2 separate regions of the Homo sapiens genome follow, and region 2 is linked to region 1. Evidence: chromatin contacts called from ENCODE Hi-C or POLR2A ChIA-PET data. All regions are on one chromosome and are shown on one strand. The core of a region is the stretch at or near the end of the contact, and the rest is flanking DNA. Distances in the headings are between cores, read along the strand shown. Region 1 overlaps TUT4 (terminal uridylyl transferase 4). Region 2 overlaps COA7 (cytochrome c oxidase assembly factor 7).

Region 1 (6,348 bases), core at 1,905-4,404:
GTGATGTAAGTGAAAGTAAGATGAGTTGGTGCAGGCTGCTTGAAAGCATTATCTTGACCAGCAGCATCAGCATCACTTGGGAGCTTATTAGAAATCCAATTTATCAGGCCTTATCCTAGGCTTTCTGAATCAAAACACTCTGGAAATGAGACCCAAGACTCTGCATTTTAATATGAATCCCAAACAATTCATATACACATTAAAGTTTGAGAAACCCAGATCAAGAACACTCTCTCCTCAAATATTCACCTGGCTGGTTCACCTCTTTCCTTCAAGTATTTGCTCTAATGTCACTTTCTCATTGACACTTTAACTCCACCAATACCAACAGTAGCATCATTCCCTATGTCGTTCCTATTTCATTTTTCTCAAAGGATTTAAAACCACCTTACTTAACTTACTCTCTATATTTTATTTTCTTTTTTTTTGAGATGGAGTTTCGCTCTTGGTGTCCAAGCTGGGGTGCAATGACGCGATCTCAGCTCACTGCAACCTCCGCCTCCCAGGTTCAAGCAATTCTCCTGCCTCAGCCTCCCGAGTAGCTGGTGCTACAGGCACACGCCACCATACCTGGCTAGTTTTTTGTATTTTTAGTAGAAACGGGATTTCACCATGTTAGCCAGGCTGGTCTTGAACTCCTGACCTCAGGTGATCCGCCTGCCTCGGCCTCCCAAAGTGCTGGGATTACAGGCGTGAGCCACCGTGCCCGGCCAACTTACTACATATTTTTCTTATTTATTGTGTTTGTTATCTGTTTCATCCCACTAGAAGATTAACTCCATAAGAGTGGAATTATCGGTTCCATCACTTATATATTCCTAATGACTAGTTCAGTTCCTGGCATGTAGTGGACACCAAAAAACAAAATTTTATTGAATGAATGAATAAATGACAAAAAGAAAAATGATGTGCCAGGTGGGAGCTGAAGTTAGGCCTAATGGAGAAGACTGAGATCAATCAAATTTCTATATAACCTATCAAGTCCAAATAGATAATGATCTAGCCATGTATGGTAGCTCATGCCTATAATCCCAGCACTTTGGGAGGCCGAGGCAGGCAGATGGCTTGAGGTCAGGAGTTCAAGACCAGCCTGGCTAACATGGTGAAACCCCATCTTTACTAAAAATACAAAAATTAGCCGGGTGTAGTGGTACACGCCTGCAGTCCCAGCTACTCAGGAGGCTGAAGGACAAGAATCACTTAAGCCCAGGAGGTAGAAGTTACAGTGAGCTGTGATCGCGCCACTGCACTCCAGCCTGGGTGACAGGGTGACTCTGTCTCAAAAAACAACAAAAAAAAGACAGCTGGACACAGTGGCTCACGCCTGTAATCCCAGCACTTTGGGAGGCCAAGGTGGGTGGATCACAAGGTCAGGAGTTCAAGACCAGCCTGATCAACATGGTGTAACCCCATTTCTACTAAAAATACAAAAATTAGCCAGGTGTGGTGGCATGCACCTGTAAATCCCAGCTACTCAGGAGGCTGAGGCAGGAGAATCACTTGAACCCGGGAGGTGGAGGTTGCAGTGAGCCAAGATCATACCACTGCACTCCAGCCAGGGCAAAAGAGCAAGACTCTGTCTCCAAAAAAAAAGATAATGATCTAGATATAAAGGTTTTACTGTATTTATTTCACTGAGAATCAATCTAATAAGAAATCATTAATTCAAACATTATTAATTTGGATGTTTTCATATGGGAAAAAAAGAAGTGCTAAACAATTACGTATAAACATGACTTCAAGGCTAATACTATACATATCATATTATACATGAATTTAAAGAGAATTCTTTAAAACATGAGAAGCACTTACTTATGAAAAATGACTGTATACTACAAATCATTTTTATTAATTTGTTATACCAAGTTTCCCAAAAGAACCTCTACTTGGTCTACTAGCTTCCTTAAGCTAGCTTCCTGAAACTAGTTCAACTCATTCTCCATGTTAACAAGTAAAAACTGCATTTAATTGGAGTAATATAATAAGTGATAGTCATTGCCATTGCATGCCCACGTGTCCGGTACTACATGAAACCCTCTACTGGATTATTTCACTTAATCTTCATAACATAGGCAGCAGCATCTCCACTTTTTTAAAAATGAGAAAACATATTTTTCAGTGATAAGCAGTTTATTGAAGGTTACAAAGTAAGTAAAGAAGCTGGAATTCAAAACCCATGCAATTTCACTCCAGAGCCCATATTCTTAACTATCTCTCTATGTCATCTCAATTATTTTGTTGACTTTAAAAGAAAATAATCTTTGGCCAGGGCAGTGGCTCATGCCTGTAATCCCAGCACTTTGGGAGGCTGAGGCAGGCGGATCACCTGAGGTCAGGAGTCTGAGATCAGCCTGGCCAACATGGCGAAACCCCATCTCCAGTAAAAATACAAAAATTAGCTGGGCGTGGTGGCAGGCGCCTACAGTCCCAGCTACTTGGGAGGCTGAGGTAGGAGAATCGCTTGAACTCAGAGGCAGAGGTTGCAGTGAGCCTAGATCACACCACTGCACTCCACCCTGGACAACAGAGTGAAGCTCTGTCTCAAAAAATAAATAATCTTTAAATCATGTTTTTCACCAATTCAAATAACAAGACCCTTAACTATCTTTTTTTTTTTTTTTTTTTTTTTGAGACAGACTCTCGCTCTGTCATCCAGGCTGGAGTGCAGTGGCGCGATCCTGGCTCACTGCAACCTCCATCTCCTTGGTTCAGGCAATTCTCCTGCCTCAGCCTCCCGAGTAGCTTAGATTACAGGCATGTGCCACCACACCCGGCTGATTTTTCTATTTTTAGTAGAGATGGGATTTCACCATGTTGGCCAGGCTGGTCTCGACCTCCTGACCTCAGGTGATCCATGCACCTCGGCGTCCCAAAGTGCTGGGATTACAGGCATGAGCCACCGCGCCTGGCCAATTAAGTGACCTTAAACACCACTATTTACTGGCCCGGTGTAGTGGCTCATGCCTGTAATCCCAGCACTTTGGGAGGTCAAGGTGGGGGTATCACTTGAGGCCAAGAGTTCAAGACCAGCTTAGCCAACACAGTGAAACCCAGTCTCTACTAAAAATATAGAATTAGCCAGGCATGGTGGCGCACACCTGTAGTCCCAGCTGATGCAGGAGAATTGCTTGAACGTGGGAGGCAGAAGTTGCAGTGGAGCCAAGTTCACACCACTGCACTCCAGCCGGGGTGACAGAGCAAAACCCTGTCTCAAAAACAAAACCAAACCAAAACAAAAAAAAAAACCACCACTATTTCCTGAATCATTCAAGTACCATGATGTTTACATTTTTCCCATATCTAAACATTACCAGTATTATCACTTATTTGATTCTGTCTCTAAACTGACTTAGTTTTTAAATTTGGCCTTGCCCTCAGCCTTAATATACAATTGAGACTGAGACACATAAAGTCAACTCTATTAAAATTCTTTTAAGTCTGTCGATATACCATCATCTGTGTACCACAAGAAATAAAAACAAGCTATTTCAGAATTCTTTACCAGTGTTTCTCAAAGTGTGGCAAATAATGATTCAGAAATAGGTTCTTTTTATTTCTACATCAAGATAACGCTGTATTTTTCCAGCCATGAAAACACTAGGAAAAAAAGATTATAAAAGAAATTATTTAATTTAAACAAAATCAGGATTAAAGTTACTCAAAAGACATAGACAATATTTCTAAACAATTAAAACTAAAATCAGGATCCCACAACAAAATGAATTTTACAACAGTTCTCAAAGTAAACTCTAAGTGTCCTAACCAATCCCTGCTTCCAGTCCTGTTCCTATCAAAGAATTTCCTGCATTATACTCAAAAGGATTTTTTTAAAAATCTGATCACAGCATTACTTTACTTAAAACTCTTCCAAAGGCCGGGCACAGTGGCTCACGCTTGCAATCCCAGCACTTTGGGAGGCCGAGGCAGGCGGATCACGAGGTCAGGAGATTGAGACCACGGTGAAACCCCGTCTCTACTAAAAATACAGAAAATTAGCCAGGCTTGGTGGCAGGCGCCTGTACTCCCAGCTACTCGGAGAGGCTGAGGCAGGAGAATGGCGTGAACCCGGGAGGGGGAGCTCGCAGTGAGCCAAGATTGCGCCACTGCACTCCAGCGTGGGTGACAGAGCGAGACTCCATCTCAAAAAAAAAAAAACTCTTCCATGCCTGTAATCCCAGCATTTTGGGAGGCCAAGGCAGGCAGATCAAAAGGTCAGGAGTTCAAGAACAGCCTGGCCAATATGGTGAAATCCCGTCTCTACTAAAAATAAAAAAGTTAGCCAGGTATGGTGGCACGTGCCTATAGTCCCAGCTACTCAGGAGGCTGAGACAGAATTGCTTGAACCTGGGAGGCGGAGGTTGCAGTGAGTGGAGATCGCACCACTGCACTCCAGCCTGGGCAACACAGTAAGACTCTGTCTCAGAAAACAAAAAACAAAAAAAAATTCTTCAATGGCTTCTGAAAATACTCAGGATAAAGTCCAAACTTTCTGGCATGGCTTAGAAGGCCCTGATATTCCTGTGTTCCCTTTCAGCTGCATCTTTTGCCGTTCTCAACCTCAACTTTCTGCTCCAGCCGTACTAAGTCTCAGTAATACTCAGTCTCACAATTTATATCACCTATTTTGTCTGCCCAAAGTCTAAATCTCACTATTTAATCATGTGCTCTCTCAACTTCAATTAAGTTTTTGGCACTGAAAATCATTGTTTATCTGTACCACCCTCCTATCAGACTGGAAGCTTCCTTGAAGTTTAGGGCTATGGGTTTTTTTGTTTGTTTGTTTTGGTTTTCCATTGTAAACAAATGCTTGATATATATATAAGAAGAACTCAATACATACATATTTGGTGAATGAATGAGCAATACCTTATCAAGACCATTTAAACAAGAGTGTGTATGTGTACGAGCATGTGTGTACCAACTAAAGAAGATACTAAATTTTTATTTGCACAGTCTTTGTACCTACCATAATAAATGAAAAGGCTTTTTTTTTTTAGCTTCACCAAGGATCAATCTAGTAAGAAACCATTAATGCAAGTATTATTAATGTGGATGTTTTCATACGGGAACAAAAGTGCTAAACAATTATGTATAAACATGACTTTTTGTAATTAAAATGGTTAAACCGGGGATAATCTAAAGAACATTAATATACAAAAATCCCTCCAAAAAATGACTTACTTAAATCGTCCGATACGTCTTCAATTCCTGAAGCACTATCATCAGAATCACCAGTATTATCTGTACATGTCTGTTGCTTCTGAGATCGTGGTGAGTTTTGCAGAGCACATTTTTCTCCCCCTACAGCTTCAATATTCACTTTGTCCACAGAAGTAAAGGAGCTTGGAATTTTTTTTCCAATCTGTTGTAATTCTGTCTTCTGTCTCATGTCTTTCAACAGTAAACTGGGTCCCTTTTCTGCTTCTGCTGGTGAACTTGGTACTTTTTCTGACTTCATCTGATAACTGGATGCTTTTTCTGCTTTCACTGAATTAGGTGACTTTGGTGATTTTTCTGCTTTTGCCTGTAAACTGGTTGCCTTTTCTGATTTTGCCTGTGAAATGGTTGCCTTTTCGGCTTTCACCGGTGAATTAGGAAATTTTTTTGCTTTGCAATGACTTTGATCTCGAAGGACTAACCCCAAATCTTTAGGACCTGGAAGGTTGGCAGCATTTACTTTACATGATTTAACTTCTGTTTTTTCTATACAAATATCATTTTGCTTATTTTTTTTACTACTATTCCTATTTGGAGAGCTGTTCTCAATTTCTTTTACGGATTTATCATTTCTAGCTTTCAATGTTTGATTACCTATAACTTGAACTGCTTTGCTTTCTTCACAAATAACATTCTTCTTTGGTTCATGATTTTCACTTTTTAAGGTTTTAGACTCTTCCATTATTTGAAAATCTGTTTCTTTCCAATTGTGATATTATAAAATGGCAGATCTCCAGTAGTTTAAATTGCTTCAAGTCCAGTTTAGGCAAGCAAACTATTGGGTTAAAAAAAAGAGAAAAATCTGTTATTTAAAATGCAAAAACAATTTTTTATGGTTAGACATTAAAAAACAATTTTTTAAACTTGTTCTAAAAACTGAAGAAATTGTTAAAAAAAAAAAAAAAGACAAAACTCAGAAAACTATATGAGAAGGAGTTACAGTGCACTAGGTAAATAGCCAAATGCTCATCAAGGGAATTCTAATGTAATTGTGGTAAAACAGCACCAAAATAAAGAATTTTAGAAGTAAAGGTTGTCTCATATTTCTTTAAGAATTTCAATAGAAAACTAAAACTTGCAATTGAATGTATCACAATTAACATGAAAGGAAACAGAATAAAGAAAACACAA
Region 2 (6,348 bases), core at 2,726-5,225, 160 kb after region 1:
GGTGGGTGGATCAGCTGAGGTCAGGAGTTAGAGACCAGCCTGATCAACATGGTGAAACCCCATTTCTACTAAAAATACAAAAAATAGCCGGCTGTGGTGGCGCTCGCCTGTAGTCCCAGCTACTCAAGAGGCTGAGGCTGGGGAATCACTTGAACCTGGGAGGTGGAGGTTGCAGTGAGCTGAGATCACGTCACTGCACTCCAGCCTGGGTGACACCATCTCAAAAAAAAAAAAAAAAAAAAAAAGATATGATTCTTTAAAAAAATGGTTAAATAGTGAGAACGCTATTGTGCCAAAGAATGCCCATAGGTGATAAAAGAATAGTGAGGGGTGATGGTTTCTTCTGTTTCAAATTGCATTTTATGAGAACATACTAATTTTATAATAAAAAAACTTCAAACCTTGCATTTTTAAAAAGTCAATATGTTTTTTTTTTAAATTGTGGTAAAACATAAAATTTACCATGTTAACCTCTTTTTTTTTTTTTTTTTTTTTTTTTTTTGAGATGGAGTCTCACTCTGTTGCCTAGGCTGGAGTGAAGTGGTGCAATCTCAGCTCACTGCAACCTCCACCTCCCAGGTTCAAGTGATTCTCGTGCCTCAGCCTCCTGAGTCGTTGGGACTACAGGCGCATGCCACCACGCCCAGCTAATTTTTGTATCTTTAGTAGAGAGAGGGTTTCACCATGTAAGCCAGGCTGGGTTAACCATTTTTAAACATATAGTTCAGTAGTGTTAAGTATATTCACATTTGATGTGTAACAATCTCCATTATTTTTTCATCTTACAAATTTGAAACTCTTTACCTATTAAACAACCCATTTTGGCCAGGCATGGTGGCTCACACCTATAATCCCAGAACTTTGGGAGGCCGAGGCGGAAAGATCACTTGAGCTCAGGAGTTTAAGACCAGCCTGGGCAATATGGCAAAACCTCGTCTCTACAAAAAATACAAAAACTAGCTGGGCGTGGTGGTGTGTACCTGTAGTCCCAGCTACTTGGGAAGCTGAGGTGGAAGGATGACCTGAGCCCAGGAGTTAGAGGCTGCAGTGAGCTATGATAGTGCCACTGCACTCCAGCCTAGGCGACAGAGCAAGAGCCTATCTCAAAACAAAAACAAAAACAAAAAACTCATTTCCTCCTCACCCCAGCCCCTGGCAGCCACCATTTTACTTTCTGTTTCTGAGTTTATATACAACTCATACCCAAGTTTAGATGCCTCATATACAGCATGTCTTTTTGTGACTGGCTTATACAGCATGTCTTTTTGTGACTCTCTTAGCACGATGTCCTCAAGATTCAGCCATGTTTTGTGGCATGTGTCAGAATTTCCTTCCTTTTCAAGGCTGAATAATATTCCATTGCATGTACATCTCGCCTTTTGTGTATTCATTCATCTGCTGATGGGCATTTGGGTTCCTTCTACCCTTTGGTTACTATGAATAGTGCTGCTAAGAATATGGGTATAGATACCTCTTGGAGACCCTGCTTTCAATTCTTTTGGATATTAATAGTTTGGATACTTGTCCCCCAAATCTCACGTTGAAATTTAATCCCCAATGTTGGAGGTGGAGCTTGGTGGGAGGTGATTGGATCATGGGGAGGATTTCTCATGAATGGTTTAGGACCCTCCCCTTGGTGCTGTCCTCAGGAGATTTGTGTGTGGTATCTCCCCTTGCTCACTCTCTTGCTCCTGCTCTTGCCTTCTCACCATGTGATACACTGACTCCCCCTGTGCCTTCCACCATGACTGTAAGCTTCTGAGGCCTCACCAGAAGCCAATAGGATGCACAGCACCATGCTTCCTGAGCCAATTAAACTTTTCTTTATAAATTACCCAGTCTCAGGTATTTCTTTATAGCAATGCAAGAATGGCCTAACACAGATATGTACCCAGAAGTGGAATGGCTGGATCAAACGGCAATTCTGTTTTTCATTTTGGGGGAGCTGCACCAGTTCACAGGGTTCTAATTTCTCTGTATCCTTGACAACACTTACTTTGTTTTGGTGTTTAATAGTAGCCATCCTAATGGGATATGAGGCAATATCATTGTGGTTTTAATAGACTTTATATTTTAGAGCAATTTTAGGTTTACAGCAAAATTGAGAGGGTACAGAGATTTCCCATATAGTTGTTGTCCCCACACATGCATAGTCTCCACCATTTTCAACATCTCCCACCAAAGAGGTACATTTGCAGTAATTGATGAACCTACACTGACACATCATTATCACTCAAAGTCCACAGTTTACATTAGGGTTCACTCTTGGTGTTGTACATTTTAGGGGGTTGGACATATGTACAATGACAGGTATTTATAATTATAGTATCATACAGAGTAGTTTCGCTGCCCTAAAAATCTTCTGTGCTCCAATTATTCCTCCCTCCCCTCCCCCACCCACTGCTTTTTACTGTCTCCATAGTTTTGCCTTTTCCAGAATACATCCCAGTGTCATATAGTTGGCATCATTTAATATGAAGCCTTTTCAGACTGGCTTCATTTAGTAGCATTCATTTAAGTTCCTCTGTGACTTCTTATAGCTTGATAACTCATAATTTGTCATAGCTTGATTTAAGCACTGAATAATGACTACATGCACCACAATTTATTTACCCATTTACCTACTGAAAGACATTTTGGGTTGAGTTTTGGCAATTATAGATAAAGCTGCTATAAACATCCATGTGCTGGTTTTTGTGTGGACATGTTTTCAGTTCCTTCAGGTAAATACTAAAGAGCAAGATTGCTGGATCACATGGTAAGAGCTTACCTAGTTTTTGTAAGAAACTGCTTAACTGTCTTCCAAAGTGGCTGTGCCATCTTGCGTTCCCACCAGCAAGGAATAAGAGTTCTGGTTGCTCCAACTTTCCCAGCATTTCATGCTGTCGGTGCTTTGGATTTTGGCCATTCTAATAGTTGTATAGTGGTCTGTTGTTCTAACTTGCATTTTCCTGATGACATGTTATATGGAACATCTTTTCATATGCTTATTTGCCACCTGTCTATCTTCTTTGCTGAGATATGTTAAGGGTTTTGGCCTGTTTTTAATCAGGTTGTTTTCTTACTGTTGAATTTTAAGAGTTCATTGTGGTTTTTGATTTACATTTCCCTAATTAGTGATGTTGAACATATTTTCATGTTTTTTGACCTACAGTTTTGTGTGTGTGTGTGTGTGTGTTTTTTTGAGACAGAGTCTCACTCTGTTACCTGGCTGGAGTGCAATGGCATGGTCTTGGCTCACTGCAACCTCCACCTCCTGGGTTCAAGCGATTCTCCTGCCTCAGCCTCCTGAATAGCTGGGACAACAGGTGCCCACCACCACACCCAGATAATTTTTGTATTTTTAGTAGATACGAGGTTTCACTATGTTGGCCAGGCTGTTCTCGAAATCCTGACCTCGTGATCCGCCTGCCTCGGCCTCCCAAAGTGCTGGGATTGCAAGCGTGAGCCACTGCACCTGGCCTAGTTTTGTTTTTGTTTTTGAGACAGAGTCTTGCTGTGTTGCCCAGGCTGGAGTGCAGTGGCACAGTCTCAGTTTACTGCAACCTCTGCCTCCCAGGTTCAAGTGATTCTCCTGCCTCAGCCTCCGAAGTAGCTGGGATTACAGGTATGCATCACCACGCCCAGCTAATTTTTATATTTTTAGTAGAGAAAGGGGTTTCGTCATGTTGGCCAGGCTGATCTCGAACTCCTGACCTCAAGTGATCCACCTGCCTTGGCCTCCCAAAATGCTAGGATTACAGGCATGAGCCACCACGCCTGGCCTGACCTAGTTTAAGCACACCAAAAGCTACTTTACATTTTTAAAAAGTGAATTTGATGTCTTTTGAAATCTCCTCTGTGCACTTGGGGAAGTCCCTGTCCTCTATCAACTTGAGAGGCTGGCTGCTGTGCTCACAAGCCTTCATTTACACAGCAAGCCTTCCTTTCAGGACGGCTGCAAAACGGAAGCCTAAAACAGTAGATGGTGACAGAATGGTATTGTTACCAGCAGGGAAATGGCAAGCTCGCCCCCTGGTGACAAGCTGGGGAGACAACAGAAAAAGCAAATTTTTTTTTTTTTTTGAGACGGAGTCTCACTCTATCGCCCAGGCTGGAGGGCAGTGGCGCAATCTCAGCTCACTGCAAGCTCCGCCTCCCGGGTTCAAGCAATTCTCCTGCCTCAGCCTCCCCAGTAGCTGGGACTACAGGCGCCTGCCACCACGCCCGGCTAATTTTTTGTATTTTTTAGTAGAGATGGGGTTTCCCCGTGTTAGCCAGGATGGTCATGATCTCCTGATCTCGTGATCCACCCGCCTTGGCCACCCAAAGTGCTGGGGTTACAGGCGTGAGCCACCGTGCCCGGCCACAAATGTTCTTAAAAGGCACAACCACCACAAAGAACATACTCTCTACGGTACCTGGAATCTGGAAAGAACACTAATTAACACAAACCGTAGGTCACTCAAAATTGTTCATTCACAGGGACAGTTAAAAAGGCTCAGTTCCAGGGGACAAATGTGTCACAAAGTCCTTGCTTACAAACTCCTAGCTGAAGCTGCCTTGGGAAGAATCTGCTCCCTCAGCATGATGGGCAGTGCCAGGCGACTACACTGGAGGTGCTAATTTTTAACTGCCAATGTCTCTTCTAGACGATGGCAGGCTGATGTTTCATCTTCTTCAGCAACCCTGAAGCATAACAGCCTTTAAGCTGTATGTTGCACGTCCCTCTTGATCTCTGTGAATTTACTGAAAGATGTGACTCTAAAGGCAAAACGAAGCCCACACCAATGATTATGTAAGTCAGAGGGTGGTAGTTGTGACTATTTAACTGTTCTTAGTTCTTTAAGACCTCAATTACGTAAACCAAGATACGTTCTGATTTTCAAGCCATCCTAACCAAAATAATAATGATGAAAATGATGACAGCTGATTCCTTTAGGCCCCGGGGCTGCTAATTTTTCAAACTTCCTGCTATCCTCCCTTCCCTACTACCAATCTCCAGGGCTCTCTAGTTTGCTCCTATTTTTCACAGAGTTGCCAGAGTTTGAAAACTAAGACCCCCATAAACATGGCTATCTTCACAGAACATCCAGATGAAGGAATATTGACTGTAATAAACATTGTACAGAACACCCAGATAAAGGAATATTGACTGAAATAAACATTGTAGGCTATACTCCAGTAGCTGGGGCAATGGATCCATGTAAATGGAGCTACAAATTCAAGTCCCAAGTTTTTTTGCTCCAGCAGGTTGACCTTCAAGGGCTGCATCAGTCTTCAGAAACAGGAGCTGCCAGCCTCAAGCAGTTTGTTGCCTGGGAGGGAGGGTGGACCACATTACCCAAATGTTAAGGGTTGGACACCTTTCTGCTGTTCTTTGTGTAGCTGCTGGGCTCGATTTTTTAGCACCTCGGCCTTGGCCTCATCCTTATCAACACCATCCCCCAGCTTGTACATGCGACTGGCATTGGCACAGGCCCAGATATGACCCAGGTCACAGGCTTTCATGGAGTATTTACATGCCAGGTCCATGTCCTTGGGAAAGCCTGGGGCACCCTGCAGGAACATGGCACTGAGGTTGAAGCAACTGGAAGTATAGCCACCATCACAGGCCCTTGTGTAGTAGTCCCTGGCCTTTCCCAAGTCAGGCTGGCCATCCTCATTAACCTGTCCATCATGTGCCAGGAGGCCAACGTTGTGACATGCTGCTATTGACTTCTTTCCAGGCTTCTCACACGCCATCAAAAAGCACCTGGCGGCAGCTTTCAGGTCCTGGGTCAGACCACCTGAGAGGAAGGAAAGTAGGAAAAAATAAACCCAAGCCAGGGCACAACCTAAATGTCTCAGGCCAAAGTCAGTGAATTTTTTTTTTTTTTTTGGAGAAAGGGTCTTGCTTTGTTAACCAGGCTGGAGTGCACTGGCATGATCACGGCTCACTGCAGCCTCAACCTCCGGCTAAAGCAATCTTCCCATCTCAGCCTCCCCAAGTAGCTGGGACTACAGGCACACACCAACCACTATGCCTGGCTAATTTTTAAATTTTTTTGTAGAGAAAGGATCTCACTATGTTGCCAAGGCTAGTCTTAAACTCTGGGACTCAAGCGATCCTCCCACCTTGGCCTCCCAAAGTGCTGGAATTACAGGCGTGAGCCACCACACCTGGCCAACAACAATTCCTGAATAAAGTTTAAGGCTGAGCACAGTGGCTCACACCTGTAATCCTAGCACTTTGTGCAGGATGATTGCTTGAGGCCAGGAATTCGAGATCAACCTGGGTGACAGAGCAAGACTTTACCTCAAAAAGAAAAAAAAATGTCCATACTATGAGCTCAGGCAGCATGAAAGGTAGCCTGGCATAGTGCACAG

Evidence for each region. A loop is a pair of places that touch in the nucleus more often than their neighbours do. ChIA-PET counts read pairs that join two places held with the same protein, here RNA polymerase II (POLR2A). Pooled maps may share reads with other maps.
Region 2: a loop to region 1 is called in a pooled map, with 3 times the contacts of the local background. The contact joins two enhancer-like sites. A Hi-C loop is called at or near these places in 1 of 168 maps with a recorded cell type or tissue (mammary epithelial cell), 1 of 37 single-sample maps with no recorded cell type and 5 of 50 pooled maps. POLR2A ChIA-PET finds 5 or more read pairs at or near these places in 3 of 52 experiments (MCF 10A, T-cell and activated CD8-positive, alpha-beta memory T cell).

What each region holds. Positions count from the first base shown.
Region 1 is chr1:52,520,382-52,526,729 of GRCh38, forward strand. It overlaps TUT4 (terminal uridylyl transferase 4), which reads right to left. Exons shown (of 30, transcript NM_001009881.3): 2 at 5,182-5,992. The coding sequence starts at 5,899. Among named protein-coding and RNA genes, the nearest start is that of TUT4, 30 kb to the right of the region's middle. Within about 2 kb of position 3,155, at least 2 of the 41 ENCODE cell types and tissues checked have a DNase peak (open chromatin) inside an H3K27ac peak, as active enhancers do.
Region 2 is chr1:52,682,401-52,688,748 of GRCh38, forward strand. COA7 (cytochrome c oxidase assembly factor 7) reads right to left here. Exons shown (of 3, transcript NM_023077.3): 3 at 2,049-5,768. The coding sequence ends at 5,320. Among named protein-coding and RNA genes, the nearest start is that of COA7, 13 kb to the right of the region's middle. RefSeq lists a silencer at 5,563-5,763. Within about 2 kb of position 3,976, at least 2 of the 41 ENCODE cell types and tissues checked have a DNase peak (open chromatin) inside an H3K27ac peak, as active enhancers do.